2 separate regions of the Homo sapiens genome follow, and region 2 is linked to region 1. Evidence: chromatin contacts called from ENCODE Hi-C or POLR2A ChIA-PET data. All regions are on one chromosome and are shown on one strand. The core of a region is the stretch at or near the end of the contact, and the rest is flanking DNA. Distances in the headings are between cores, read along the strand shown. Region 1 has its middle 26 kb from the start of QTMAN. Region 2 has its middle 61 kb from the start of TEX41.

Region 1 (6,982 bases), core at 2,515-5,014:
TCCTTGTAGCTGCCCATTTGCCTCTCCACTGGAAAGGGCTATAACCTTGTTCTTTGCCACTATTTCCCTCAAAATAATTAACATTTTCCTGCTGAATTTGAGGTTTAGTAGTCAAATTAAAAAGTGTAGGCCAGGTGCAGTGGCTCACGCCGGCAATCCCAGCACTTTGGAAGGCCAAGCCAGGTGGATGGCCTGAGCTCAGGAGTTCGAGACCATCCTGACCAACACAGTGAAACCCCGTCTCCACTAAAAATACAAAAAATTTGCCTGGTGTGGCAGTGTGCGCCTGTAATCCCAGCTACTGAGGAGGCCAAGGCAGGAGAATCGCTGGAACCCAGGAGGCCGAGGTTGCAGTGAGCCAAGATCACACAACTGCACCCCAGCCTGGGTGACAGAGCAAGACTCAGTCTCCAAAAAAAAAGGTGTGGTCCCCTTTCTCCCCTTTTCAATCTACCTCCACTTCCCATTTAGGTTCCTTCAGAAACTTTCCATGAATTCAGTAACATTTGAATTTTGTAGTCAGAGCACAAGGGTTTATATCTTGGATATACAATTCATTCTTATGGTCTTTGCTTGTCGGTCTTGAAAAAGTCATACTAATCAATGCCAACCCTGAGTTATCACACCGAGAATTTGTGCTGCCAATTAACTCAAAATTTCCATTATATGTGAAGATTTATGATTACTCCAGTGACGTCTTGACTTGCTAAAAAGCAAGCCCCCAGATTGCTAACACAAGGTGTGTCTTCAAGGATGAAAGTAACTTCAGGAAAATGACATTAGCTCATCCTTTCCTGTGCTGATTATTTGAAAAGAAACCTTCTTTAACTGGAATATAATTCATGCATTCATTTCTTTTTATATCATTTATATGCTACAGTTTACACTCTTATTCTTTCAATAATTTATAAGCAAACATTCAAAGTAATTCTGATGTGCATTGGAAGTGTTATGTCAGTGTTTCTACTGACTAGAAAAAAAAAAAAAAAGCCCCACATGGCTTCAGTTATAATAATGGTATCTTTTACAGTGCAACAACAACAATATAATAAAGCTCATTATTTATAACACAATAATCATATATATGGAAATGTTCCTTTAAGTATTTATTTAAATTATACAATGCCGACCCAGTGTGGTGGCTCATGCCTATAATTTCAGCCCTTTGGGAGGCCAAGGCAGGAGGATCACTTGAGGTCAGGAGTTTGAGACCAGCCTAGCCAACATGGTGAAACCCTGTCTCTACTAAAAAGTACAAAAATTAGCCAGGTGAGGTGGCGGGCACCTGTAATCCCAGCAACTCAGGAGGCTGAGGCAGGAGAATCGCTTGAACCTGAGAGGCGGAGGTTGCAGTGAGCCAAGTTCACGCCTACTGCATTCCAACCCCGGTAACAGAGCGAGACTCCATCTCAAAATAAAAAATAAATAAATAAAATAAAATAAAAAATTACACAATGTATAAATTGCTAAAATATTGAACGACACATATGTGACTTCAATTTAACAACCTGTTCAGACTTTTCATATGAAAAATGAGGTAAATAAGAGTCTAATTCAGAAGAATGTTTGAGGTCTGTTTACCTTGACTAAATTCTCCAAAAAGATTAGGCATTCATCTAAAAGAATAAATAATTACTAAAAGAATTCAATTGTATCCCCATGGCTGAACTGCAGAATTCATGCAAGCAAAGTGACATTTCGCCCATGAAAAAGATTTTGTCAAGATCAGGTTTGTTCTTCCCTACATGTTTTCTCCATTTCACTCTTTTTGGAAGTGGACCAATAAATGTAATTCCTACAGTTGGCAATGTATCCCCACTTATCCTCATCAAAATTCAAGTCCTGGTGTAGGCCAAAATTCAATCCTGGTATAAAAGGAGGGAGCTGTTAACACCCCAGACTGACTCTGAGGATAATCCCACAGCTACTTTACCCAGAGGAAATGAACATTTATTGACCACTTACATTTATTGAGCCAGGCTCATACTTGCTAATGCATCAGTATATCATTTGTTCATTCATTAATTCAATCAATAAACACTGTTTGCCAAGCACCAGGAATACCAAGAAGAATGGGTCACGGTCTGTACCTGCAAGAAGCATGGTCTAGTTCTCTAATCCATATCATTCAATCTGACAATAACTGAAAGAGAAGAAACTGGAACTCAGTAAGTTTAAACAACTTGTCCCATGACAGAGGCAGCATTTATGCTGAAGTCTATGAGACTCCAAACTCTATTCTTGCTCCACTGTCTCCTTCTTGTTGCCGAATAAAACATTCTTACACTATTTAGAGTGTGATGGTGGGAACTGAAATGTCAGTAAAATACTCAATATTCAAATGCCATGATGGATAGTCTAAAATGCTTTTTTTTTTCTTTCTGTTTGTCTATTGCTTAAACAAAAGATGCCTACTGAGGGTTCTTTGCCTTCATCACAAACTAGGAAAAGAGACAAAACTATATTTTTTGCTGAGTAATGTCGTAGTCATTTGTTGTTGCTGGTTTTCACTGGAGTCCTAACTGAGCAAGCCGTAACACTGACACACAGATTCAGTCAGGGCTGATTGTCTTCAACACTGTGCTAGCTGATGTCCTTGAATGTAACGCAGCTCACATCTTCACAGTACATCTCTCCCCCTGAGGATTCTTAGTACTAACTCCTATTATCTATGCATAAATGCTGATGCTAGATCAGGACAAGCATTTAGTTATACTGCAGGGGCACTTTGAATGAATGACCTGGGGCTTGGCTGAAGACCAAGTCCATTGGAAACTCCCCTCTAAGCTGTGCATTTTTAGGCTGTGGTCATCGTTGGGATTTCCCCCCAAAAACTTCTCTGTCATGGCAGAAATGTAACAGCCCCCATTTTAGAATAGTATACAAGCCTGGATCTCAAAGTAAGTATGAAATGATTTGCTTTACATCTTGATGGTTCTATTCTTCTTAAATCCTTCCTCATTCTTAAATGTTTTTCTATTTGCATATTCTTAAATCTTTTCTTATTTGCATATTGAAGTCTTCTTGTAAAAGTGTCTGCTTTTCCCCAAAAATGATACACTCAACATTTCCTGACAGTCTATGTCCCATAGAATTCTAGGTACTTTTGGTTTATTATAACCAAGACTAAAGAGAAAGTTTCCAAATAGCATCTGACAGGCTTCTAAAGTCATAAGAGTTACAGACTAAATGTTTAGTCAAATACAATGATACAATTCATGTTTCTAGCAAGCTGTCTCTTGGTTAAAAAGCTGGACTAAATTTATATATAGAGAGAGAGCCACAAAAAAGCCATACTCAGAAACAACGGATCATGCATATTTAAGTTGTTGGTAGAAGCACTAGATGACTGGATTCTATCTGTTGCTCGGTATAATAAAATTTTAGGCCTTGGAAATGGTTCCAGGAATGGCAGACTGTTACGAAAAAGAAAAAGATCCTCACTGGTAGAAGTGTATCAAACTATCTAAATTATTCAAATTGTTTTATTTTTCCAAATAGACCTACTACCTCTAAGTATACTAGAAGACCAGAAGTATATTCAGAAATTACTGGTCAAAAACTATCTGTGACCCAGATACTGTTTGGATTTGCATGAGATGTTTCCAAAGCAGTCCGGGAAAGCCCACAAATTCAAAGCAGCCTCTTTATCCTCACCCCATTTCTGCTGAGTCCAAGAACCTTATTTCATTTCCTGCATGGTAGGCATTTTTTAGGGACTAGGTAAGCCATGACATCTGCACTGCTTTCTGAGTCATTGTCGTGAAATGATACATGCTTGGGTGTAGTGCGGCTACTTGGTTCCCAGAGAAAACAAACAAACAGAAGTCAGCTAGGAACTTGAGTCTTGCTAAAAACAAAGACAACATACAATTCCAAATTTTTAATTTATTTTTTAAAAACAGAGCCTTTGGCTTTCAAGTTTCCAAATGATATTTTCTAACCCTGGGAAAATATTTTAAATGAGATCTTTAGCTCTGCATGCCTCATTTCAGACCATTCCAATTTGTCAAAGGGGACTGGTCAGGCATCTTCTAAGCAGGTCTGTCTTTGGAAGATTAAGGCGTAAACCTCTGATTATGATAGACCAGGGGGGCACATATTCATGTAAAATTCCCTTCATTAGGATAGCTTGAAAAATAATTTCATCATTTTGTTATCTAGAAAAGGGTAAATATTTCATCTATTAACTGTCATACATAATTGTGAGCTAAGTCCTAAAGAGTTATAAAGATGAATAAGATATAGTCCCTGTCCTCACAAAAGTTAAGAGTATGGTGGCTGGGGGCAGGCGCTCACGCCTGTAATCCCAGCACTTTGGGAGGCCGAGGCAGGCGGATCACCTGAGGTCAGAAGTTCGAGACCAGCCTGGCTAACATGGTGAAACCCCATCTCCACTAAAAACACAAAAAAATCAGCTGGGCGTGGTGGCACGTGCCTGTAGTCTCAGCTACTCAGGAGGCTGAGGCAGGAGAATCACTTGAACCCGGGAGGCGGAGCTTGCAGTGAGCGGAGATCACGCCGTTGCACTGCAGCCTAGGTAACAAGAGCAAAACTCCATCTCAAAAAAAAAATAGTAAGGCGTATGAAGATGAGGATGAGGCATGAATACAGAAGTCCGTAACATTAGTAAATTATGAAATTGTAAATATAGTACATAGAGATTTCAGAGGTAGACAAAGAAAATAACGTAAGTTAAGTCTCCTATTAGAGGAGAGTAGAACGTATGTAAGGATCTTTTTCAGATTTCTTAAATCTTTGAAGGAAGAAATAGGAGCTAGAAGTATTACTGGGAAATTACTGAACAACAAGAACAAAAATTCAAGTAAATAACTAGTCCTTCATACCAACATCTCCTGTGAGGAACAAAATTTAGTAGAAAACTTTTATCAAGTGCTTATATTATGCTAGGCATTCATATCCTAGTACCATTTGCTTTATTTTTAAGATGAACTGATGAGAGATCAAGTGACTTACCCAAAGTAACACACGTAAAAAATGGTAGAGTCAGGATTAGAAGCAAAGCCCAGCTAGCTTTAACCATGCAGTCTTGCATAAGCAAAGGTTGAGGAGGAGAGGAAAACACGAGGCATGCAAAACGATTTAAGAATTAATAGCAATCTTAGGCTAGGTTATTCTGTGGTAACAAAAAGCCCTCAAGTCTTAGTGATTTATGAAAACAAAGGTCATTCCTTGTTCACATTGCATGTTGGCTGCAGGTCTGCTGGGGCTGTCTGGAGTTCTCTTCACTCTGGAGTCCAGGGTGAAGGAACTACTCCATCTTGGACACTGCTATGGCATGACAAAAGGGAAAGCCCCTTAAAGCTTCTGCTGGGAAGTGGAAAGTTATCACTTTTGCCCTCATTTTGTTAGCCAAAGTTAGTCACATGGGCAAGCCTGATGTCCATGGGGGAGGGCGTTTAGTTCCCCTTAGGGAGGAGTAACAAACATTCTGAACAAGAATGCAATCTGTCACCATCTGCCCTCTTGGTCACATAATACTACTCCCTACTTTTGCACAATTTATTCACTCTTTCCTCAAAAGAGATAATCCCAAATTCCTATTTACTCATGGGACTAAGCTTATAGTTCAGGATCTTGTGATAGTCTCTGGATTAGGTCTGGATAGTGGTTCATTTTGATCCAAATAACTGTAAATTAAATAACAAGCTATTAACCCCCTTCACAACCAATGTGCAATGACAGAATAGGAGCAAGATAACCTCACTAAACACTTCCACATGGGAAAGGATGAAGAGGAGACACACCACAATCTATGGGTCAGTGAAATCCTAAGACTCCACTCGTAAGCCACAGTGGGGGACCCCTGACCTGGGATGGGCCTCCAATTCAGGTCACTGCAGATCTGGAGGAAACCTGCACAATGGAATAAGGTCACACGCTTTGAACTGGAAACCAAAGAAAAGATTTGATTTTACCTGGACTAGACTTTTAAATAAACGAACATGAGTCTTAATCTGGACTACAGAAAGTAACTACAAGCTCTGTGATCTGCTGAAGATGTATTAAGGAACAGAGAGAGGAAATTCAACAGCACATGATTGAAAACAGTGATGGGGAGCTGCAAAATCATTACTTGTTTCTACCTTGCTGAGTTCAGGCTTTTTGTTAAAGCAGAATTGGTAGATAGAGGAGAACCAAAAAAATCAAAGATGACCACATTTTCTATCCTTGATGGCTGGAAAAACAATGATACTCTACATAGACATTGGGAAATATAGAAGAAAATATATTTCAGAAAGGAGATTTGGCATGAGGGCAGGAGTTCTAGACCAGCCTGGGTGACACAGACCCCGTCTCTATAAAAAATAAAAATAAAAATACAACAATTAGCTGAGCATGGTGGCATGTGCCTATAGTCCCAGCTACTCAGGAGGCTGAGGTGGGAGGATCACCTGAGCCTGGGGAGGTCGAGGCTGCAGTGATCCATGATTGTGCCACCACACTCCAGCCTGAGCAACAGAGTGAGACCTCATCTGAAAAACAAACAAACAAAGTGGAGTTTCAGGAAGTTAATTCCTCTTTTGTTCCTGATGGTGCAAATCCACACTCTCTCTGTCCTGATGCTGCATTTATTTATTGCTCCTAATGATGCCTGTCCAAGGTCTTTGGCTGGAGAACCCAAACGTCAGAGTTTGCAAGCAGTCCTTTCCTGGTTGCACAACATACAACCTTTATCACCGAGGAACATCCTTGGACAGGCAGTTCTCAAGGGCAGAGGGAGATTGGGGTAAAGTTGATGGCCTCAAGATCCCAAGCCACACATGGGCATATGTCTGACTGAACCATGCGTCATAGATGAGCATTCTAAAACCACTATTGTAAGAACATACTCACCATCATGGAATAGCTCATTTTCACTTTCTCCTTCTCCAAAGGTAAGTTAAAACTCAGGAAGCAATCATCTATTCTATACCATAACCATATAATTATTTTTCCAAAAAATATTTTTTATGTTAGC
Region 2 (6,982 bases), core at 1,362-3,861, 250 kb before region 1:
AAATAAAAATTATATACTGTTACAGTTAAGGGATGCTTGGGAGAATGGGACAGGAGGTAACTCATATCAATAGACTCAGTGCACTAAAGAGAATTAAAGCTTCTGTGAAACAGGCTTCCCCAAAGAGGAAAACTACAAAAAGATCAAACTTCCTGAGGTTCAAATATGTTAAGTTCTACTATTTAAGCCCCATTACACATATAGTTACTGGCAATAGCCATTTCTTACCTTCAACAGGGTCAATTTACCTCTTAAAATGAGATATTTAAAGGCAGGCTGCTGGCCTGGTGTCTTGGATGGCAGATCACAGAGTTCCAAAGCCCTTAAGATGTAGCACTAGTTCTGACTAAGTCGTAATTAACTTCATCGGGAGTTACATGATAGCAACATAGAACAGAATTTGGCTGAACATTTTTAGTATTCTTCCACTTGGTAATTACTACTTCAATGGGAATTTCAAGTAAGAAACAGAGGGCAGAATTTGGACCACAAAGAGAAGTACATCAAGTTAACTGGCCCAATTTATAACGCCAATAACAGAGTGTATTAAAATCTCCCATGAAACATCCCCATTAATGCATCGATTGCATCATGAATGTGAATTGAACCCCAAACTGATTACCCAGGTTCTGTACTAAGTCCCCAGGAAGGGCAATGTGTAGAGGAGAATATGGCTAGGGAACGGCTCCATATACCAGATAACCACCCTAGAAGGCAATTATGTAAAAGCTAAGTAAAGAGCTGGACACTGCTGGGCAGTTTAACCACATAAGAAATTCTTAGGAGCCATTACAGCTCCCGTCTGGGCATTAAATATCTGAAGAATAAGATTAGGCCACTAAGATTTGGGCTTGTGCTTCAAAATGAAAACCCAATGCTAAGTTCAGAATTATACCTAAAATGATAGTTACACATTACAGAACTTCAAATTATACAATATACAACTTTTTACTACCATTAATTGTGGAACATAACATTTCCTGAAACTCTATCATAATTCTCCTTCAAAAGTGTTTATATTATACATGACCTAATTTTTATCATAAAAACTGAGACTTAATTTTTTTGGCTTGCTTGCTTTAAATTATAGTATTTAGTTGGAAACTAATTTTAGGGTATTATCAATTTGACATTTGAGTTTAAAGTACACTGAAAAAATACAAACTTATGCAGAATATAGAAAGATTATATCTTAAAAATATATTCTCTTCTTTGCTACCTGTGTTCCTCTAAGTAATTCACCTGAGGCACTTAAGAAAAGACTTAATACATTTCCTGAGGGCCAATCCACAATCCCCTTGATGTGGTGTCTGGCCAGACTTTCAATTGAAGGCCATTAACACCACTTCTCCAACCAGCCTTGAGCTAACTCTCCCCTGTCCTCAAGTCTTGAAGTTCACCACCCCTCAACAGCCCCCATTTCTGGGTGGCCATAGCATTGAGAAACAAAAGAAAAATCATAGCAACATGCCCTACCAAGTAAAGCAGACTGCACTCCATAGGCCAGCCCATTCATCAATGCACCATGTTTGTTAACATTCTGAAAGACATTTGTACAGAGAACAAATTGACGGAGCTCATGTTTATATCAGAAATCTCAGAAATGGCAGGGGATTTATTCGTGGAATCTTAATACCCATTCAGACTGTCATAAAACACAAAGGACCAGATTCAATAAAAACTCTGTCCAACTTCCACAACACTAAAGTCTGTGTGAGCCTTCAAAACAAAATCAATTTTTCCAGCTTTGCAAAGGGCTGTTCAGACTTCGGTAGCATGGAAGCCAGCTGGGGCATTTCCTAACTCATCCCCTAAATTAGTTTCAAAAGTAGTTTTGAAGACCACATTTGATCAGAAGAATTTGCACACTTTCCTCTCTCTCACTCTCTCCCTTTCTCCTCTTTTTCTCCCCCTTTTTAAAAAACACATTTCATAGTACATCACATGGAGAACAAACAACAGAACTGCAGCATATGTCTCATGCAGTTAAAAGCTTCAAAACTGGCCTGTAAAACGGAATTCTTTGGTACACAGTGAAAAAATATTTTTTGATTCCATAATCCATACTGCAGGAAAGTTGGGTGTAATCATTTTTGAAAGTTGCTGCGTCCATGGACAGCTGTTCTTCATACATACTGAGAATGTTTCCTTTACATTCCTAAGGACATGAGAGTTTGACAGCAAGCCAATACCTTTGGAAATGGTGAAAGCTAAACAAACCCCATACTGATGCTTTTACTCTCTCAACAAACTTTCTCCCACAACTAAAATGTTAAAACTTTTACCCCACAGCCCACATTCTGAGATTAGTCCAATAACTAATGTTCTGTCCAAGTAAAATACATTTTGTCATAGCTTGAAAATGTTACCTTTCACAGAAGTATAGTATTTCTGACCAGCAGGGAACATATGTCAACATTATCTATTATTACCCAATGTCAGGACCAAAAAGGGAAGGTGGGTGGTGGATGTTAATAACGACTTAAGCGATTTCTAAAAGAGGCATTTGAGAAGTACAAAGCCAGAAGTTTCAAATGTTTTGTCTTATTTTCGCTGTGTCAGCAACCTGCCCCCCCCACAAGAACAAACCTAATGCTGCCTCCGACTTGACGCCTAGTTCTCTTTTCAATTTTAGCCAACGCTTTGCTAAGCTGGAAAGTTTGAAAAATACCCTAGAAAACTTCTCCACCAGAAAATGAAAAACAAAAACATATGACCAGCAATGATGAAAGCAACTCCCACTCGCTAAGAAAAAGATTTTCAATCACAGAAGCACACAGCTTTTGGATTTGAACATTTATTTTCATTTTTCTAGCTACTTGTCTGGTGTTTAGATTTGGGGGTTGGGTTTCTTGTTGGACATTGGAAGAGACAGGGGAAATGCTGGTTGGGAGTGTAATTGTATTTAAGCAATTTTCACAAAGGTAAGCAGAAAGCATTCTCCTCAACCAACAAGGCTACAGGGGAGACAACTGCTCATTCTCAGTTGAATACGGATTCCCCTGCAGGAGTGGAAAGACACCTTCCATAACTGACCAGAGGAGGATATGTGTGTGTCTCTTGCCCTTCCTAACGTTGGATCAAGCTGTGGCACATAATATCGTGTGAACCTGTGGTTCACCATGCCCCCAACCTGGGCAGCCATGACCAGGAACTGAAAACAGACTTTGAGGCACCACGACTGGGAGCAATCAAGTTTTTGTTGTTTCCGTGGGCCATGCGGTTCTATGCAGTGTTTCCCAAGGAAAAGAGACTTGAGTTCTACTTCTCCACATGAACATCTTGGGGAAGAGATTACTTTGGGACAGGGGTCAAGACTCGTGTCCTGGTTCAGGCCCGGAACAGGAAGTATTGGAGTAATATGTCCCCTCGAGTCCTGGAGATTTGTGTAGTTTCCCTTGGGGACTTAGTGTCTCGGGGTCCTGGGCATATTGGAAAGTAGGTTCTCACTCACTTATCTCTTTGGTCACCTTAAAAATGAATCCTTCCATGTGAAGAAATCGTTCAGGAGAGATTATAGAGTAAAACCATTTAAATACATTCCTCATGATAAAAAGACTCCTACAACTACAGAAAACTCAAACCATGGCACAGCATGTGCCACAGACTGGAGGAAGGCAGCAGGGCTTATTGTTTTGACTTTTGGAGGAAGTTATCCTAATTTGTTCTTCCTCATCTCACTCAGCTTCTGAGGACAGAAGTCATAGAATGATGGGTTCCTTCTAGATACCAGTAAGACAAAAAGGAGATCTTAATTACTTATGTAGTCTACATTGCTACCCAAACAGTATTTTAATTGCTAAATGGCAGAAGTTTATATTCATCCCACAATTGAATGCTACATCTAAAATGATCAAATTACAGGGGATTTTCTGCTCTTTGTGTACAGTGCTGTTGCCCAAGGCACCAAGCAGAAGAGAGTGCTTTGAGGCAATGTTTCCAGGACTGTGGGAGAGGTGGAATGCCCTCAGTTCCCTCAGTTCATCAGTCCTCATTCACCTACTCCTCTTGGGCCCATGTTGGATTAGGAGTTTGGTTTTATTCATGGTAGAGGATACAGTTAACTGGCCACCTTTCATTTAGCACATGCCTCCTGTGAACTTCCACCTGAGATGAAAAACCACAGTAGATGTTGTATAAAAATAGTGCTAACTTAAACACACAGATTGTCTTTTAGCAGAATCATTAAATGCTGAGATGGAAAAGAAACTTAAAGGTTTAGCCTCCTTAGTTTTAAAGTACACAATTAAAACCCAGAGACGAATTGCCCAGAGGCGAATTTGCTGTCACACATCTTAGCAGATGCCCTGATTCCACTCCATTTTGACATGATATTTTGGAAAACTAAGTGATAGTATTGGAAGCCCGGACCCTGGTCCCCTCTCAGGTGGAGGGAGTTGGGTAGTGATTAGAAAGGGCGTGAGGGAATCTCTGACATGCTGACCTCTTGATCAAGTTGCTGTTTATATGAGCTTCTTCACCAATGATTTGGGCACTTTTCTGCAAGTATATTACCCTTCCATTAAAAAAAGAGGGAAGCAAAAGAAAGAAAAATAATTAAATGCAGTTTTAAAATTGTGTGCACATATAATTGCCACTTCTATTTAAAAAAAATCCTTAGATATTAAATTTAAAATAAAATTAAATACTATCTACTAAGAAGGTTGACAGGTTATCATTCCAGCCCAAACACAGGAAAATAAGAATCTTAATAGAGAAAACAGTAACACATCTTCAAAATAATAATAATTTCCATTTGTAATGTACTGACCAGGCTATGCAATATTTTATTATTTCATTGTTCTTGATCTCAAAGCACCTGTTCTCTAAGGAGAAAATTTATTTGTTTCATCATTTTATAACTATAAATACTAAAATTCAGCGAGATTTAGTAACTTGACTAATGACTAGTAGCTTGTACCACAGGAAGGAGAAACTGGACATTTTGACCCTTTCCTATCTTAGGCAATCTCTCCACTACAATATGTAGCCAGTAATAAAAATATCTTGCTTTTGTGGGGAGGTAGGATATTTTCATTCATTCCACCCAAATATGTATCAAAGATTAGGCACTTCAGGATTACAAACATGAAATGGAAACCTATCTTCAAGAAATTTGCTTTTTCATGAGGAAGTGAAACAGCTTAGTTTTTAAGATATAAGTTCATTCGCCAAAGATTAATCTTACGGGCCAATTTTGTCTTCACTTGCGTTTTGAGATGGCCAAAGTCTAAGAAAAGCTGAAGAAGCATTTTAGGCCGAAATTGCCGAGAATCAAGTTCCTTTTTGAGGCTAGAAACTTTTTTAGTGGTGGAAGCGGAGAAAGATTTGATTGAGAGGTTGACATTTTAATTGTTTTTCTCTGCTGGTACATGTCTCACAAATAGATTTTATACCTTATAAAGAGGTTTATAGACATAATTGAGAATATCAAAATGTATTATAATTTTTTTACAATTTGAAATCTAAAAGTGTAAAAAATACATAATATCTACCGCACTCCATATTAAATTTTGCAAAGGAAAAAAATAACAGTTTGGAAAAGGCAAGATTAAAGGATGAAATTATGTCTAGGCATTTTTCCTACAGATGTCATCTGAGCAGAAAACCTGGATGAGCTTGGGAAAGTTTGTCAGTAGTGAGCACATTAATTTGTATTATACCCTCCTGGGTGAATGGGTTACATGTTCTGCTTCAGAGTTATCCTTGAACCTTTTACTGGTTAATATTATTATGATTCTTCCTTTTTACATTGGCCTATGATTAATGGATGACATTTGGCTGAATTTGGATTGAAGGTTAATACTCCATGTAAGACTGCAACTTTTGGGCTCTCTTTTTCAATTTCTTAGAAACTTTTTGTGGAAGAATAGTAAAACATATGATGGATCCAAATACAGCTAGCTAAAAGCAGGCAGGAAAAGAATTATGCCAAATTAATACAACTGAGTCACGGCATTGTAGAATTTAGCCAATTCCTTTGGACCCTATTATTACCAGTTTGGAGCACCACACAGTTACTATGTTTAAATTTTACAAAAGAAGTAACTATGAGGTTTGAAAATACCAAACTGATAAGCTACAAACAAATTAGTATGTGAATAATATAATATTTCTAAAGAAAAAGATACTAAAAAGTCTAAAATTCATTACATGTTTGACTCAGCAATTCCACTTCTAGAAATATGCTCTAAGGAAATAATCAGGCATGTGGGCAAATATTTGGCTACATGGAACACTTATGCCAACCATATTTATAATCTTGAAAAGACTGGAAACAACCTTAATGCTCAACACTAGGGGACTGATTAAATAAATAATGGCACGGCCAAGACAAAGAGCGTTATGAAAGACTATTTAATGACACTGAAATGTATCCAACATACATTCTTATGTAAATAGAAACTTTAAAGGTTACAGTAAGATTTGCACTATTTTTAAATGTGTGCATAAACATGCATGGGTGACATATCTAAAAGGATGTGCACCAAAATGTTAACGATGGTGATGTTTTTAAGTTGTGAGATTGAGCATGGTTTCTAATTTTCTTCATGTTATTTATCTGCGCCTCCTAAATTCATGTAATGTTCATGAATTGCTTTAGTTAAGAGAAAAACAAAGTAGATTTTTTCAGTAGAAAGGAATGGCCACCACCATTCTACAGGAGCATTTGTCAATGCAACAAAAGCAATAGATGCTATAAGGCCATTATTTATCTCAGGTTCTTTTCCATTCAAAGCGAAAACCCCTTCCCAACAAAAGTGAAAGCAACAAAACATAATGCTTGTTTTTCATTACTCTACTTTTCTGTGGCCATCCTATAATATTAAGTATTAAAATGGTCTGAGGGCAATATTCAACAGGATCAGTTTAAACATAGCAGTGTTGTTCAGTGGGCTATAGTCTTGATATTTAATCTGCTATTATGAGCTTATAAAATCTTTTGGTGTCTCACTTTAATTACTAATAAAAGGCGACAGGC

What was found. A loop is a pair of places that touch in the nucleus more often than their neighbours do. ChIA-PET counts read pairs that join two places held with the same protein, here RNA polymerase II (POLR2A).
Region 2: a map with no recorded cell type shows a loop between it and region 1 (3-fold over the local background). The contact joins two enhancer-like sites. A Hi-C loop is called at or near these places in 1 of 37 single-sample maps with no recorded cell type. POLR2A ChIA-PET finds 5 or more read pairs at or near these places in 2 of 52 experiments (OCI-LY7 and activated T-cell).

Annotation. Positions count from the first base shown.
Region 1 is chr2:144,354,898-144,361,879 of GRCh38, reverse strand. No RefSeq gene overlaps it. Among named protein-coding and RNA genes, the nearest start is that of QTMAN, 26 kb to the right of the region's middle. RefSeq lists an enhancer at 4,395-4,908. Within about 2 kb of position 3,764, at least 9 of the 41 ENCODE cell types and tissues checked have a DNase peak (open chromatin) inside an H3K27ac peak, as active enhancers do.
Region 2 is chr2:144,603,605-144,610,586 of GRCh38, reverse strand. No RefSeq gene overlaps it. Among named protein-coding and RNA genes, the nearest start is that of TEX41, 61 kb to the left of the region's middle. RefSeq lists an enhancer at 1,065-1,566. Within about 2 kb of position 2,611, at least 5 of the 41 ENCODE cell types and tissues checked have a DNase peak (open chromatin) inside an H3K27ac peak, as active enhancers do.